Linked DNA regions of Homo sapiens: region 2 is linked to region 1. A link is an interaction called in ENCODE POLR2A ChIA-PET data of the cell type or tissue named here. Cell type or tissue: PC-9. All regions are shown on one strand. Links, peaks and the distances in the headings refer to the core of each region. The heading gives the core; the rest is flanking DNA.

Evidence for each region. ChIA-PET counts read pairs that join two places held together with the same protein. Peaks named below come from ENCODE experiments on the same cell type or tissue, not always from the same donor. Only the 100,000 strongest peaks of a DNase experiment are listed, where the experiment ranks them.
Region 2: POLR2A ChIA-PET joins it to region 1 with 8 read pairs; 3 of 35 experiments call an interaction of 5 or more read pairs at or near these places.

What each region holds. Positions count from the first base shown.
Region 1 is chr2:9,503,670-9,512,677 of GRCh38, forward strand. ADAM17 (ADAM metallopeptidase domain 17) reads right to left here. Exons shown (of 19, transcript NM_003183.6): 11 at 6,310-6,462; 12 at 1,497-1,696. It also overlaps a transcript of IAH1 not described here. Among named protein-coding and RNA genes, the nearest start is that of IAH1, 34 kb to the left of the region's middle. In PC-9, for the core only: no CTCF peak of the experiment used is centred there; no DNase peak of the experiment used is centred there.
Region 2 is chr2:9,939,185-9,948,192 of GRCh38, forward strand. LOC105373422 (a long non-coding RNA gene) reads right to left here. Exons shown (of 3, transcript XR_922784.4): 2 at 5,502-5,614; 3 at 254-652. Among named protein-coding and RNA genes, the nearest start is that of GRHL1, 8.0 kb to the right of the region's middle. RefSeq lists an enhancer at 1,564-2,064. In PC-9, for the core only: no CTCF peak of the experiment used is centred there; a DNase peak (open chromatin) is centred at 5,327; H3K27ac peaks cover 2,074 bases.

The DNA of each region.
Region 1 (9,008 bases), core at 4,278-6,777:
CTCTACTAAAAACACAAAAATTAGCTGGGCGTGGTGGTGCACACTGTAATCCCAGCTACTGGGGAGGCTGAGGCAGGGGAATGGCTTGAACCCAGGAGGCGGAGGTTGCAGTGAGCCAAGATCACGCCACTGCACTCCAGCCTGGGCGACAGAGCAAGACTCCGTCTCAAAAAAAAAAAAAAAGAAATAAAAGATTATTTGGGCCAGGCATGGTGCCTCATACCTAGAATCTCCACACTTTAGGAGGCTTAGAAGGGTGGATCACTTGAGCCCAGGACTTTACAACAAGCTTGGGCAACATGGCAAAACCCCATCTCTATAAAAAATACAAAAAAAATTAGCCAGGTGGCACACACCTGTAGTCCTGTCTATCCGGGAGGCTGAGGTGGAAGGACTGATTGAGCCTGGGAGGTTGAGGCTGCAGTGAGCCATGATCATGCCACTGCACTCCATCTTGGGCAACAGACTGAGACCCTGTCTCAAAAAGAAAATAAAGGCCAGGCACGGTGGCTCCCCTCTGTAATCCCAGCACTTTGGGAGGCCAAGGTGGGCAGATCATGAAGTCAGGAGATCGAGACCATCCTGGCCAACATGCTAAAACTCCGTCTCTACTAAAATACAAAAAATCAGCCAGGCGTGATGGTGCGTACCTGTAGTCCCAGTTATTGGGGAGGCTGAGGCAGGGGAATCGCTTGAACCTGGGAGGCGGAGATTGCAGTGCGCTGAGATCGCGCCACTGCACTCCAGCCTGGCAACAGAGCGAGACGCCGTCTCAAAATAAATAAATAAATTAAATTAAATAAAAAAGATTATTTTGCCAGGCACGGTGCCTCACACCTGTAATCCCAGCACTTTGGGAGGCCAAGGTGGATGGATCACAAGGTCAGGAGTTGGAGACCATCCTGGCCACCGTAGTGAAACCTCGTCTCTACTAATACAAAAAATTAGCCGGGCATGGTGGTGCGTGCCTGTAGTCCCACTACTCAGGAGGCTAAGGCAGGGGAATCACTTGAACCCGGGAGACAAAGATTGCAGTAAGCCAAGATCGCGCCACTGCACTCCAGCCTGGCGACAGAGCAAGACTCTGTCTCAGGAAAAAAAAAAAAAAAAAAGATTCTTTTAACTATAGGACTGCTAAACCAAGGAGCATGCAAGGTCAAGGATTTTGTTACATAATGTCACACTGCTTTCCAGAAAGCTTCTTCTTTTCTTATTTGTTTTTTGTTTTTTAAGAGATAGTGTCTCACTATGTTGCCCAGGCTGTTCTCAAGCATTTCTCCCACCTCAGCCTCCCAGAGTGCTGGGATGACAGGAGTGAGCCACCGTGCCAGGCCCAGAAAGCAATTTCTTGCTGTGAAGGGCAAAAGAGGTAGATGTAAACAAACACACTCACACCCCTTTCAGTTGATTCTAAAGCCCCTGCAAGTTCAGTCTTCTCTTATTTTGGACATCTTGTTATACCAACTTCCCAAAATCCCTGTGGAGAGACTCCTCACCTGCACTGGACACCTTCCTTCAACGTGCAGTCGCTGTTGCAGCAGGTGTCGTTGTTCAGATACATGATGCCAGGATCACACTCTTCTCCTTCATCCACCCTCGAGTTCCCACAAACTTTATTGCTGCGTTCTTGAAAACACTCCTGGGCCTTACTTTCAATGGTCTTATAGATTGATTGTTTACTGCAGTTTGAAAACATCTTGAGAGAAAAAAGGCAATAAGGACCCAAAATAATATCATAAAAATGTATTCCCATGCAATGTTTGTGTCTTCTCTAGAGACAAACTCTTAATGTAAAACCACCATCAGAGCCACCCTGGAGTTATGGCAAGGCCACCACAGTCTCCTCCAAAGGCCACTGATATGGAACTGGGAACCTCCCTCCATAGAATGCTAAATGGCTGATGTGAACTTGGTTAAGGATCTATAATTCTTCTTACGAAGGTAAGCAAGCTATACAAATACTGAGACCAAACATCCCAGTCAAAGCCCACTTAAGGACAAGCAGAATAGCACAACAGAGAGCTCGTAGCTCCATCAGACTTGAAATCTCCTCACCTCAGGCATGCCACTCATGCAGTGACAAGAATTAAGAACCTCTGTAGGTTAATGTTGTCCCAGACAAAACAATTCAGAAATGCAGGAGAAGGGGTTTCTTCTCCTTCTTTGGCTACTTATATGGATGATCCAAGTTTAAAGTTGTTTAAATATTTGAGCTTAGTAATAGGCATAATAGTACATTTTATATAAATTAAATCCCCAATTGTTACCTAAACATTTTCATCAACCAGCAAGACCAGTGTCTCAAAAAGTCTCTACACTACCTTCCCACCCTGGAGTACAGAACCACTAGGATAACTCCCTTTTAAGGCTGAGGGTTTTATCAGGAGCTCTAAAACTGCGGTCATTTTCCAGACCTCCTGAAGTTATCAAAAAAAGAAGAGGCTTAGGGAAAACTGAGCATAGTTACTTCTTAGGTCGGGGTCTCCAAAGTGCTCTGCAGATGCCAAAATGGCTTCACTTTCACCCCAGACAACAATCATGAAGCCCCTGAGAGCCAAGTGTATGAGACCCTCCAAAGGTGCCTGTAACCACCAAATCAGACACCAAAGGAGCTACTTTCAGAAAGATAGCAAAGACCTCATCTTACACAGAAATACTAACTGGCTTTTTAAAAAACATCTTCAAATCTGTTTTTTTTTTTTTTTTTTTTTTTTTTTAGATGGAGTCTTGCTCTGTCACCAGGCTGGACTACAGAGGCACAATCTTGGCTTATTGTAACCTCCGCCTCCCGGGTTCAAGTGATTCTTCTGCCTCAGCCTCCTGAGTAGCTAGGACTACAGGTGCATGCCACCACGCCCAGCTAATTTTTGTATTTTTTGTAGAAACAGGGTTTCACCATGTTGACCAGGATGGTCTCGATCTCTTGACCTCATGATCTGCCCACCTCGGTCTCCAAAGTGCTGGGATTACAGGCGTGAGCCACCGCGCCCGGCCCAAATCTGTCGTTACAGTACAGATGTCTAAGGGGTCTGGTTATTCTAATCGGGGCCTCAGGCAGTTGTCATTTTGGTGGGTTTATTCATCAACATCATGTATCTCTGGGTTCCATTTTATCAGGTTAAAATGGAGTTAAAATTCACAGTGAACAGATAAGAAGACCTCTTCACTGATTTGTCAGAGTTACAACTCCCAAGCAGCTGGAGAGCACTAACGATAAAAGGACCAACCCGCAACTCTGGCTTTCTGCCTACACATCCCTGAAGATCTGGCAGCTTCTGTTTGCATCCTTGTCATAAGACTTCCTCTTCCGTTCAGCAAACCTTCCTAAGAAGTTACAATCTCAAAGGTCCTACATTCCTTTTCACTAATGTCATCTGTCCACAGAGAAGTCCACCTGTGGCAAACTGCTCTTCATAGGCTTGCCTAGTAGAGGGTGATGGGTTCTGTCTTTCTAGGTCAAGGAACTACTTTATTTTTGTCCTGTAAGCCCTTTTCATCAGTTAAAAATATTTTTATTAAGGAATTCATTTAAAACATAGGCTGGGCACAGCAGCTCATGCCTGTAATCCCAGCACTTTGAGAGGTCGAGGCAGGTGGATCACCTGAGGTCAGGAGTTTGTTGACCAGTCAGTTGACCAACCTGGCCAACATGGTGAAACCCCATCCTACTAAAACTACAAAAATTGGCCAGGTGTGGTGGCATGCACCTGTAACCCCAGCTACTCAGGAGGCTAAGGCAGGAGAATCGCTTGAACCTGGGAGGTGGAGGTTGCAGTGAGCAGAGATCACACCACTGCACTCCAGCCTGGGCGACAGAGTGAGACTCCACTCAAAAAATCATAATAAATAATAATAAATAAATAAAACATAGAAGATGCACATTATCTTCTTACAAGGGGACTCCTACTTGGGCAACCAAACTAGAAAAACACAGACTAAATATGATGTGCTCAGGACAAAATAAATAAATTGTTCTTCATTGATACAGACTGGCAGCTCCAGAAAAAAAAAGTTCTTCCCAGGCCCCATTCTCATTAGCAAGTTCTTTTTTTTCTTTTTCCTTTTTTTGAGATAAAGTCTCACTCTGTCATCCAGGCTGGAGTGTAGTAGCACAACCTTGGCTCACTGCCGCCTTGAACTCCCCGGGTTCCTCCTACCTTAGCCTCCTGAGTAGCTGGGACTACAAGCATGTGCTTCTATGCCCAGCTAATTTTTGTATTTTCTGTAGAGATGGAGTTTCACATGTTGTCCAGGCTGATCCTGAACTCCTAGGCTCAAGTGATCTGCCCACCTCGGCCTCTCAAAGTGCTGGGATTACAGGTGTGAGCCACCATGCCTCACTGGCAAGTTCTTACAGGGCTGTTTTGAAGAGCCCCAGAACTGGCAGCAGGAAGAGTCAGCAGCATGCATGTCCACCCAGGCAGTCTGCAAAGTAAAACATTTTGCTCCCAAGTTCTGACACTATCCTCATAACCAAGAAGCATATGACCTATTACTTAGAGAAACAGTATGCAATATGGTAGCCACCAACCATATGTGGCTACTTAAATTTTGTTCCTAGTCACATATTTTACAGTTTCTATTACAGAAATATTCAAGCATCTATGAAGTAGACAGGATGGTATCATGAATGCCCCCGTGCCCCTCACCAGCTTCAACAATAATCAACTTATGACTTCACAGCTCCTCTACATCCGCGCTACTTTTCCTCTGCTCCCACACTGCTGTTTTTGTTTGTTGGCTTATTAACAACTTTATTAAGACATATTTCACATATCACAAAATTGATCCATTTCAAGTATATAACTCAGTGATTTCTAATAACTTTACCAAGTGTTGAAACCATTGCTATAAGTCAATTTTAGGACATTTCCATCCTTCCAGTAATCTCACTCATGTCCTTTTACAGTTAATGCCCATTCCCGTCTCCCATCACAGGCAAACATTATTAAAAATTTAAATAAAATAGAATTTACAATTCAGTTCCTCAGTTTCTAGCCACATTTCAATTGCTCCACTGGGCTAGTGGCTACTATACTGGGCAGAGCAGACACAAAACATCCCCCGCCCCGCAGCAGAAAGTTCTATTGGGCAGCACTGAACTATAGTGAACATGATTAGAAATGCAGAGACTATGAAAAGAGAAGGAAAATTCAACAGTTTGACAGGTTGGAAGAGTAGACAAAAAGGGGTAGAAAAATGTTTCTCTGGCACAAGTTGTCAAGCAGAGGAAAAATAAAACATAACATGCAAAGTAACAGAGGAACTGTTTACACATAACAGCCAAAGAAAATGAGATGCAGAAAATATACATAAAAAGCCAAAAAAAAATGAGATGCAACAATCAAAGATCACAAAAAGAACAGGAGGCAGAAATTTCAGAAAGCAGGGTGTCAGAGCCAGGGAAAAGCAGAAGTAATCTTGCCCTCTGTGTCCAGGGAAGGCTTGCACATTAGCCCACAGCCAAGCTCAAAATAGGAGTCAGGACAAATACTTCACAATCTTTTGTGATTAGAATCAGACTCCTTTAAGCTCTCCCCACCGACCCTCTTTAACTCAGCAGTGCAACTATTGTTTTCCTCACACTGCTTTATGCTGTTTAACTTCAAATAAAATGAAAGAACCAGATATTTATTAACACAACTTTTAGTTCAGACTCTAAGAGTTAGTCACGGCACTCTTAAAGTCTCTGAAAGTGTTTTACAGTATCACAAATCAACTAGTATTCTCTATCAGAAACCCCCAATAGTAAATGATTCCATTAATTATTCAACAAATATTTGTTACATGCCAGATACTCCTACTAGGCACTGGAGATAGAGCTATGAATAAGATAGAGCTATGAATAAGACAGACAAGGAAGGGCCTTTCTCCCATGAGGCTTGTAGTCAGGCAAACTATGTGTTTAACTGCAAAAGTTAATAAAAACGTGTAAACTGTACATGTAAATTGTAGAGTTAAAATGAATGACAACTTGTAAATGAAATGACAAATTTTTAACATAAAGCCTGAGCCCACCAGACCCTGAAATCCAGAACTCCAAAAAAAGCCATTATTATTAGTAATTTTTCCTAGAGCTCAAATCTACACCATTAAGCTTGACAACAAAGTCCAAATGATAGTTTTAACCAGATTTAGATGAACCGTGCTTCACCCCAAAACACACAACCACGTTTCAAGGTACTTTGTAATTTGCACATCCATCCCTAGGGAAACGCCTAGGAATGGAATACGTTTCTGAGCTCTCATTATGATCATTATACACAGCCTCTTTCCAAACCACATAAAAAATTCTCGACACACACATACCTTATTGTTCTCGTGATCGCCACTCACAGCTATGGGATACATGACATATTTCCCTCCCTGGTCCTCATTCGGGGCACATTCTGCTAGACCATCCGGATCATGTTCTGCTCCAAAATTATGTCCCAATTCATGAGTTGTAACCAGGTCAGCTTCCTTAAGGATCATGCAAAGAAAACATTATTTCTCAATATCCAGCCATCACCTACTTCTGCCAGTTGGGCCTATGCTGTCTTAAATAGAGCCTTATAATCAGATCAACAAGAGAATAAGAACTGCATGCTTATAATACCAGCACTTTAGGAGGCTGAGATGGGAGGATTACTTTACTCTAGGAGTTTGAGGCCAGCCTGGGTAACACAGGGAGACCCTATCTCTACAAAAATAATAAAAAATATTAACCAGGTGGGCTAGGCATGGTGGCTCACGCCTGTAATCCCAGCACTTTGGGAGGCTGAGGCAGGTGGATCACGAGGTCAGGAGTTCGAGACCAGCCTGGCCAACATGGTGAAACCCTGTCTCTACTAAAAATACAAAAATTAGCTGGGCATGGAGGCACGCGCCTGTAATCTCAACTACTCGGGAGGCTGAGGCAGGAGAACTGCTTGAACCCAGGGGGCGGAGGTTGCAGTGAGCTGAGATCACGCCATTGCACTCCAGCCTGGGAGACAGGGCGAGACTTCGTCTCAAAAAAAAAAAAAAAAAAATTAGCCAGGCATGGTGGTGCACACCTGTGGTCCCAGCTACTTGGGAGGCTGAGGTGAGAGTATCACCTGAACCCAGGAGGCTGAGGCTACAGTGATCTATGATCACACCACTGCACTCCAGCCTGGGTGACAGAGTAAGACTTTGTCTCAAAAAAGAGTAATAACCGGACTATGATTCTTCTACCAATTATATGAATTTAACAGAATAAGTAGGATTTTATTTAATACTATCAAACATTATTGTAAGTAGTAACAAATCAATTTAAGAAAATGTAATTTATAAGATATACTGGAACATTCATAACAAAACATCAAACCTTGGCCATTTCAACCACACACAATCTGGTGCTGATAAATGCAATAAGCTAACTGTAGTTAATTGTCCAGCCTCCTCACATGCCCCTCGGCCCAATCACATGTCTGTTAAAACCTAAAGCATCTCAGCAGAAAGGAAAAAAAAAGCAAGGGGTAAAAAAAACAGTACGGATAGGCGCAGTGGCTCACACCTGTAATCCCAGCACTTTGGGAGGCCAAGGTGGGTTGATCGCCTGAGGTCAGGAGTTCGAGACCAGCCTGGCCAACATAGTAAAACCCCATCTCTACTAAAAATACAAAAAATTAGCTGGGTGTGGTGGCGCACGCCTGTAATCCCGGCTACTCGGGAGGCTGAGACAGGAAAATCACTTGAACCCAGGAGGCGGAGGTTGCAGTGAGCTGAGATCATGCCATTGCACTCCAGCCTAGGCAACAAGAGTGAAACTCTATCTTAAAAAAAAAACAAAAACCACAACTGAGGAACAACAAAACAATGTTTTATTTTCTCAATGACTGAATTCATGTCCAATAACAATCTTAATGACCTAGAGGACTTGGTTTATTAGAATCCAGTTGCAGGGCTGTACTTAATCTATCAGATTATCAGATGATTTCTATATGAATAATAAATTTTGCCAATAAAGCTAAAATTTTTTTTCCATATTTATCTGAATAAAATATCAAACTTAAAGGCCAGGCACAGTGGCTCACGCCTGGAATTCCAGCACTTTGGGAGGCCAAGGCAGCTGGATCACTTGAGGTCAGGAGTTCCAGACCAGACTGGCCAACATGGTGAAACCCTGTCTCTACTAAAAATATAAAACCTAGCCAGGCATTGTGGTGGGCGCCTGTAATCGCAGCTATTTGGGAGGCTGAGCCAGAAGAATTGCTTGAACCCAGGAGGCGGAGGTTGCTGTGAGCCGAGATAGGCCACTGAACCCCCAGCCTGGGCAAAAGAGTGAGAGTCTGTCTTAAAATAAATAAATAAAATAAAATAAAATAAATATATATACATATAAACTTAAAATTCCTGAGTTCTTTTTTCCTAAGGGGGGGAAATCACTCCATAGAACCTGAAAAAATAATATTTTGCAAGTCATTTTTCTATACAAGAAGTCTTTCCACATGTTCATATTAAAACCGTAGTGGGAAAAAAAACTTAAATTTTTAGCAAAAGCACTCAAATCCCAAAGGTGTAATGAAGAGAAATATCTCCTAACTGCTTGGGGAAAATTCATTAGTGGATTTGCTAATGACTCTTAAAAAAAAATCTCAAAAATTTCAAATCAAATTTTGTTTTTTTGCTGTGTTTTTTTAAGAGGAAAGTTCTGGAAGACCAAAGAAAATATGTCATGAAATCAAGCCATTAAGAAGTTGTGACTCCAAAAAAGTAAAAGCGTGAGCTACTGTACACACATGTATGTTTCTGTCCATGGCTCCTGGCTTACAACCCTCCGTAGCCCTGGTTACGGTCTTCTGTTATAATGTTGGGGTGCTTTAGGGCTCAGGAGCAATCCTCAGGAAACAGAATCTCTCTCTCTGACCTTCTCCTGTCCTCCTTTTACCTGATCCAAGGCAAGACTCTAATCTGATTGTGGGTCCAGAGATCCTCATTCTCATTCTCATTCTAGAGAGGGTCCTGCCCTTTACTGTGGAGGGAGGAATGCTGCACAGAGAGGT
Region 2 (9,008 bases), core at 3,857-6,356, 440 kb after region 1:
ATTAAGCACCTGTGCTGTATCGAACATTTTACATTTGTTCATTTAACATATCTAGATAAATCTACTCATTTACAGCTATAGTGATCCAAGATTTCATCACAGCAGATTAAAACAAAACCTTTAAGTTAAAAATAATTTAAAATCAGTGAATATATTAATACTATGAGAGTCTTTGCCTATGAGAATACAGAACTTTGGCCCAAATGTTTCATTAATCTACAGGGTTATATACATTTGGAGCACAGTTTTGTTGTTTGTTTGTTTGTTTTTAATCCTCTTCCCAAAAATGGGTTTCTTTAGGCAGCTCGAGACTCCTGTGTTAGACAAGAGGAAAAGGAGTGGGTGCCTCTCGACTGGGACCAGTGGACATTATTATGGGAATATACCAGTGGTGGCAGGTTGATGACCTTATCTCCCTGCAGGGTAGTATTTCTCTCTGGGCTCTCAGCAGGTCTGCCTGTCACTGCCACCCAGAAGTGGAGCCACCTTCTGAAGCCCAAACCGAGGAGGGAGAGCCCAGGGTCCTCTGAAGCCCAAACCGAGGAGGGAGAGCCCAGGGTCCTCAGGCGCCTCGCAGCAGGAGGCCAGGAGTTCACCCACAGTGTCTAGTTCCTTGTTATCTTTCTTTTTCCCTCCATTGGCACAAAGCCACCTAGAAAAAAAAAGGAGTATTAATTCATCCCTCTATTCACACAAGAAGACAACATATTGTTTAAATAAGAAAGGAGCATGATTTCCCGAATCTTCAGCAAGACCTTGAATACAGTTTCCAAAGTAGGCCTGCTGTAAAAGTTCTGTGGATTATTATAAACTGCAGGTAGTTAAGAGTGTGTGTTTTTATCTTGAGTATGTAGCTGGTGACTTTTTAAAAAAATTAAAATGCCTCTGTGTTCCTGAAAGCTGAGTAAATTCACACAGTATTAAGTCTCTCACAAAACGAATTCAAGCAGCTCTAAGTGTATGTTCCCTTGTTTCGTGCCCTTGTGAAGTATTTAAGCATAAAGAGCTTTAGTGCCAGACTTACCTGATAATATGCTATGACTTCAGAAGAGCTTACAAAAGAGTGCTTTTATTGACTTTATAAATTAAGAACCTGGTATTTCAGCTCAGTTGGCCTTCTGCCCTTCTGAAACAATCATTCCCTTCTGGGACAATTAGTACATGTTTTATGGATATTTGCGTTGAACTGGGTGACTTGCAGACACTCCCAAAGGAATTTTTAGTTAGAATACCACTTAAACGCAGTTGCCTTTTGTCACCATTGTTGTCCACATTAATTTAAATTAAGTAAGTAAGTTAAACATTACCTACAATGAAAAAGGTGGTCCTGAATTTTTAAAACTCCCCCCAAGGTTTAAAGTAGGAAAAAAATGTATTCTTTGCCATGTTCGAGGATAAGAAAATGTTGTAAAACATGAATACTTATTTTTACCTTTCTCTCCTTAGCAACTGACACCAGAATAAAAATCTCCCTGGAAAGGCTCCTCTGGTCCCAAGCGGTCACCTGCTCCGGCCCCAGAGCCCCCGGGGGTAGGGAGGTGGGCTCTGTGCCTCTTCCCCCTCCACTGTCCATCCTGCCACAGCAGTTCACAGGGTCAGCTCTTCCGCTCTAAAACTGGTTTTGTTTTTTGTTGTTTTGTTTTGTTGCAATTGCCCCGTGCTAAGTGCAGCCCACGGCCCTCATGTGGAATGGGAATCAGGTAGTAAAGTCAGTAATGTTGGTTTCGCCTGCCCCTCCTCACCACAGCCCAAGGGTCAGAGCTGTGGAATGGCCTCTTAGAACCCAGCTCTATCACGCCCTCCCATCTCCCACTGCTGCCCAGGAAGGGTAGGGACCCAGGATCCTGCACCCCTCAGATCATTCTGTCTCCACTCACTTTCTTCAATTCCTCCGCACCTACAGCACAGCCTATTTTTGACATTATCATAGCCTGCTTATGTGTGTCCTGGTTTACTAACTAGACAGGCTTTCGTGAGACATGGCTCCTACAGAACCCTAAATCCAACAGATGTTCAGTAAATGCTTTGATGAAAGTAGTGATGAGAAAGGGGAAAATTACAAAAAGCTTCCCACTTTCTGATCAGCTACTGCTGTACTGTTTTCACTATTCAGTGATTTCACCATTCTGTGAATGGGCTCAGTTGTCTGCCTACAAATGTTGGTTTTGAGTCAAACTGAAGTTATTTGAAGACAGAAGGAGGAAATGGGCCTAAGTTTCGCCCCTGGCATTCCTGTGGCCATATCAAATATTTATATAGTGCTTAGAGTGGGCCAGGCATTTCACATGTATGGACTCTTTTATCCATACTTTTAGCAGCCCTACGGTCCTGTAATATTGTACAAAGGACGACCTGGAGACACACAGAGGTTCAATTACATCCCCAGGGCCGTGTTGGTAAGCATGGAGCCGGGCTCTGATTCCAGGCTGTTGGCTGAAGTCTGTGGGCTTGGCCAGCCTACCGTGCTGCCTCACCAAGACTCAACCCCTGGTGATGTCAGTTTGGAATCTAAGGAGCCCAAAAGCTGCTCAGAAGAAAACTAGATCATTTACAACTAGCATATATCCTCACCACCCCTCCTCCATGCCTCCACCCCAAACCTGTTCTTCCTCTGCCTTCCCTGACTCAGTGACAGCCCCGTCCACCTAATTGCGCCAAGTCATAAATCTCCAGCCCCTCCCTCCCTGTCACCTCCAAATCTCATCCTCACTTCGCTGACTTTCTACCACCAAGCACCTCTGGACTCCGCCCTCCTTCGACAGTCACTGCCCAGCTCTGGCGCTCCTCGTGTTCTCCCAGGAGCTGCAAAGCTCTCTCCCCTCCAACACACATTGCCCCTCTGCCAGTTATTTTCCCAAATCGGGTCTAAACCCACCCCCCACCCCCCCCACCCCCACAATATGCAGCATCCTCCCAAGGCTCCTGTTGCCTAGAGGCAAGAGACAGTGTGTTCTGGTTGAGCTATCAGAGTGTGGCCCCAACACTTTTCCCATCCCCCGCCCTGCCTTGCGCCCTCGATCTCAGGCAAGCCATGGCCTCTCACACCCTGAGGCCTTTGCCTGTGTTGTATGCTCTATCAGAAATGTCCTTCTCTCTCTTCTTCCTTTAGGACTCTTGCTCTATGCCATCTCCCTTCAACCCTCCCTACCTCAGCTCCCCAAGCAGAGTTCATGGTTTCCGAGCACAGAGCTCAGACCTCCGTAAGGGCATGCACCGTCTGTGCCACATGCCTGGGTCTCTAGATGGAGCCTCCTTGTGCTGGCCCATGAGCTTTCTGTGCACACAGATGCCAGTACCCACAGGGCAGGTAGGCACTACTGTTAGCGCTCCCTCCCCAACCTGACAGCTTGGTAGATTTTAAGATTAAGAAACTTGAGATCTTACAGGAAAAATATCACAATGATAATAGAGGCCACATACCAAAGAAGCATATCTAGGAAATGTTACACATCTAGTTTGTAATTACAAGTTTTATACAATTAATTTCCACTTACCAGCTCATCAGAAACTTTCCAGGTTTGCTCTTCTCTGCATTTTCAATGCGATGACTACATTTATTTAGCTTTATTAAGAATCCTATGCATACTAAGATTTGGCTTTTGCATGTTACCTGGTCCTCCATCTACACGAACAGCTCTCTAATTTCGTGTCAGTTAGTGCCTGCCGTCTGCTGATCCCCATAATGGCCCCAGAGCAGAGTAACTTGAGGTTTTATGATGCCTTGAGGAACTTTTATTAAAAGGACCACAATACCTAAGTAAATAATGCTCAAGGAGCTCCCCAGTTCTAAACCAGGAGAGCATGGTTGTGCCCATGATAATTTCAGGCCCAACACACACAAGTCTCTGCCACTCCTGAAGAGCAATCCCAAAACTCCAAGACCTGCTTCCCTTCTTTTCCCTCTGATGCTTATCACAAAATTCTCCTGATTTGGCCAGGCACGGTGGTTCACGCTTGTCACGCTTGTAATCCCAGCAACTTTGGGAGGTCAAGGCCGGCGGATCACCTGAGGTCAGGAGTTCAAGACAAGCCTGGCCAACACAGTGAAACCCCGTCTCTACTAAAAATACAAAAATTAGCTGGGCGTGGTGGCAGGCGCCTGTAATCCCAGCTACTTGGGAGGCTGAGGCAGGAGAATTGCTTGAACCCAAGAGGCGGAGGTTGCAGTGAGCCAAGATCGTGCCACTGTACTCCAGCCTGCGCGACAGAGCTAGACTCGGTCTCAGAAAAAAAAAAAAACTCCTGATTTTTCCCTTTACCTTTTTTCAGCCTCTAGCTCTTCCTTTTTCTAATCATCACCAACAGTGATGCCCACTGATTTGAAAGCTCCTGTGCTGTATGGAACATTTTACATTTGTTCATTTAACATACTAGATAAATCTACTTATTTACAGCTATAGTGATTCCAGATTTGGTCACAGCAGATTAAAACAAAACCTTTAAGTTAAAATTAATGTTAAAATCAGTGACTATATTAATACTACGGGAATCAACTCAAAAGTACAGATATTGAAATCAGTAATATCATGGTTTAGAAAAGACATATCAACATGGGTTGCAAAAGGCTCAGACTTCAAGTAAGGGAGCTGGCAGCTGGGGAGGGATTACTGTAAAAACACAGTTAATAAAATGTCAATTTTGGCTGGATGATTTAATCCCTCTTTGCTTTTTCCCTACCTATAAAGCAAAGATAAATCTCTCTTGTACTAAAATGTGGTGAGATGCTCCAACAATTTTTTTTTTTTTAAGATGGAGTTTCACTCTTGTCGCCCGGGCTGGAGTGCAATGGCGCGATCTTGGCTCACTGCAACCTCCGCTTCTCAGGTTCAAGTGATTCTCCTGCCTCAGCCTCCCAAGTAGCTAGGATTACAGGCATGTACCACCATGCCCGGCTAATTTTTGTATTTTTAGTAGAGACGGGGTTTCACCATGTTGATCAGGCTGGATGGTCTTGAACTCCTGACCTCGGGTGATCCACCTGCCTTGGCTTCCCTAAGTGCTGGGATTACAGGCGTGAGCCACCACACCCAGCAGCTCCAACAATTTTAAATGGACATTATTTTATAATAGAGATGTTTGATCATTAATAACCCTTTCTTCAAAGAGTGAAATATGCACCTGTGAGCCAGCAAGCCTCACCACAGCCTCTCAGCTCCCCTGTTTGGGGTGTTTGCTTGAAATGGCATTGAGCCAAATGGCTCCACCCCACTCGGTGTCAGTCAGAAGCAAGAGAGGTTCACTGGAGGTTAAGGCCAGGGCGCTTGAGCCCAGGGCTTTTTGGTAACTGTGTTGCAACTATTGAGCCTCCCTTGGAATGATCACTCTACAGTGAAGCCACAGGAAAAGAATGTGAGAGACCTAGGTTCTTCTAGCTGCCAACAAGTGGGTGACACCCAACATGACATAGCTGCTTCTGCCTACATTCTGAAACAGGGAGAGCTGGCTGCTGGCTTCTTGGCAACTGGGTCTGGGTCAAGTCCCAAGTATTTGACAAGACTCACCTGAGACTCCAGTCATCCTGGCAGTGGCAGGCAGGTATGGTGGGGACGGGTGTCAAACCTTCATAAGCAAGCACGCTCAAGACAGTGTCACGGAAGACACAGGAAAACAGAGCCTGTGGATACCAAACAACCGAGAGCTAATCCACAGTCAGTGTGTTCTCTAAGTTTGAGAATCAACTTAGAGAGTAATCAAATGCCATCTTCTGAGCCAGACACTGTCACTAGCACCTGCCACGGCTGCCACGTGTCCAGGTGCTCTGTAATGAGTGCTGTGGGCTGAACCCAAAATCTCATGCAGAAACACCCACCCATTGGCAGTACCACCACTAGAAGGAAAATACGGGGTTTGGAAACAAGATATCTGGGTTCTAGTCCCAAACTTATTGACTATGAGACTGAATTGCGTTATTTGATCTCTCTGGACTTTGTTTCTCCATCTACAAGGTGGGTAGAACCCTGTCTACTTCCAAGGGTTGTTTTAAGAATCAAATGAGCTCAGGTATGTGATCACATTGAGCACTGAATTCTGCCAAAAGAAGGTACATGTCATTATCATCCTGAATAACTACAGTAATTGTTGATCATCTACCATATGCTTGTCTCTATGCCAGATGATGAGGACGTTTTAAAAATATGAGATATAGTTTTTGTCCCTTAAGCAGCTTATGCTACAGTGAGGGAAAATGGGGAGGTGGAAAGTTTAATATTGACCTAGTTCCTGAAATGTGCCTGGCATTGTCTGAGATACTTTTCTTAAACCAAAACAAACACAACCTTTGGTGATAGGAATGATTATCCCGTATCCCACAGCTGAGGAAAGTGAGGCTCAGAGGGTAAGAAACTTTGTCACAGAGCTGGTGGTGAGGGTGGAGATTTTACACTCCCTGCCTCCCACACCAGTTTCTCCGGAGTGGAAAGACTTTCATCTCGCACTGGCACGACCTTGAGACCCCGGGTTCTGATGAACTGGGGGGACAGGTGCTTGGATGTCAGGGTGAAGGCTCTGCCATCATCTTTCAGCCCCCTGAGATGTCCCTTCAATATGGGCTGTTTCATCAGGGCTGAAGTCCCTGAATGTGGGGAATTCCACACATGGATTAGGTAACATGTCCAACCAACAAGGATGTGGAGGAATTGGACAGGGTTCCTACTGCCTAGTCTTTAAAGAAGATGAACGCCATCTGCCAGCGTCTGTCTGCCAGGCATTGTGTGAGTCTTTAAGTACTTTATTCATAGTTAACTCCACGTCTCTTGATGTATTTTCCATGTTTTACAGATAAGAAAAGCAAGGACTGGCAGCGAAGTAGACTAAAGATAAAAATCAGAGGCAGCCCTGGCATGTGAATCTGTATCTGCCTCAGTTCCTCCCTCGGAATTGTGCGGAACTGAGTCAAGTAAAGGCAGAGCCACTTGCGATGAGTGGCTTCACGAAGGACAGCGGAGGTGCTTGGGGAGTCCTCCTACTGGGATGGGAAGGGTTCCTGGAAGAGCTGGCATTTGAAGTTGGCCACTAAAGATGTAACTTGGGTGGCAAGGGAGAGAGGAAAAGCACAGGCAATGCCAGGTGCCTGAGATTCAGGACGCGCTCAGAGAACTCTGTGACAGGGGTGCAGTGACTCTACTGAGATCACCCTGCTGGTCAATAGAAGAACCTGGACTAGAACCCAGGTCTTGTAACTCTAAATCTACTAGCCACCTCCCAACCCCACTCAATGCACCCATGAGCCTGTTAGTACCGTACCATATGGTCTCCAATGGGAGCGGGGGTCCCAAATTAGTTCTCTACTCTGAAACTCATGGCTTGGGAAGGTACCTTCAAAGATCCTCTTTCTTTGAAAAAACACTACCTTTGAGTTTAAAAAGATTATTGCCAAACAAATAAAAAGATGAAAAACCTCACTCATAACTTAAAAAAAAAAGCAATTCAAAACAACGAGATCCCATTTTTCATCGAATAGACTAGCCAAGCAAACTTCAATGTTGCCCACGGTTGTCTAGGGTGCGGCACGGTAGGCAGTCTGATATTCTGTGGTAGGAATCTAAATAAGAGCAGCCTTTTGGAAAACAATCCGGCAAGAGCCAGGAAAATGGCAGCTGCAGGCCAGGTGCGGTGGCAGTGGCTCATGCCTGTAATCCCAGCACTCTGGGAGGCCGAGATGGGTGGATCACCTGAGGTCAGGAGTGTGAGACCAGCCTGGCTAACATGGCAAAACACCATCTCTACTAATAATACAAAAATTAGCCGGGTGTGGTGGCAGGTACTGGTAATCCCAGCTACTCTGGAGGCTGAGGCTTGAGAATCACTTGAACCCGGGACGTGGAGGTTGCAGTGAGCAGAGATTGCATCACTGCATTCCAGCCTGGGCAACAAGAGCCAAACTCCATCTCAAAAAACAAACAAACAAAAAACCAAATGGCAGCTGTGCATTCCCTTTTCTCAGTAACTCCGATTCTAGGAATTTATCCTATGGCAATACCTGATCAAGTGTGCAAAAATGTAGTTAGAGGAATGTGTTATTGTGAATGTTTGTAATTAAGAAAAGCTAGGGGAAAAAACCCTAATTGCTCACCAATACATTCAAGTTATCATATAGCCATTCAAGGAAACACCATACAGCCATTTTTTAAAGTGAACTAGATTTCTATGTGCTGATGTGGAAAATGTTTAAACCATAGAAAGGAAAAACAAGCAAGCTGTGGAAGATTGTGCAGTCCGAATCCCATTTGTCTAAGAAAATAAACCATGTGAGTGCTTGTACAGACAGAAGATATCTGGAAAGATCAACACAAATTGTTCACAGTGGTTGTCTCAAGGATTAGGGGCTGGGAATGGAGGAGGCCAGGGACTGCATTCTGTATCCTTCTGCAGAGCTTCAATTTCTTCCTTTCTCCTTTCTTTGTCCCGTTCCTAATCCCTTTCTATCTTTTTTTATTTTTGAGATGGAGTCTTGTTGTCACCCAGGCTGGAGTGCAGTGGCGCGATCTTGGCTCACTGCAACCTCCGCCTTCTGGGTTCAAGCGATTCTCCTGCCTCAGCCTCCCGAGTAGCTGGGAATACAGATACCCACCACCATGCCCGGCTAATTTTTGTATTTTTGTTAGAGATGGGGTTTCACCATGTTGGCCAGGCTGGTCTCAAACCCCTGACCTCAGGTGATCTGCCCACATCGGCCTCCCAAAGCTCTGGGATTACAGGCGTGAGCCAGCACGCCCAGCATTTTTTCTTCCATAAAAACTATGTGCATATATTACTTTAATAATTTAAACAAATAGTAAAGAACTTAAAAATGAAGAGGGTAGGCCAGGCATGGTGGTTCACATCTGTAATCCCAGCACTTTGGGAGGCTGGGAGGATGGGAGGATCGTTGGAGCACAGGAGTTCAAGACCAGCCTGGGCAATATGGTGAGACCCTGTCTCTACAAAACATACACACACACACACATACACACTAGCCAGGTGTGGTGGTGTGCACGTGTAGCCCCAGCTACTCAGGAGGCTGAGGTGGG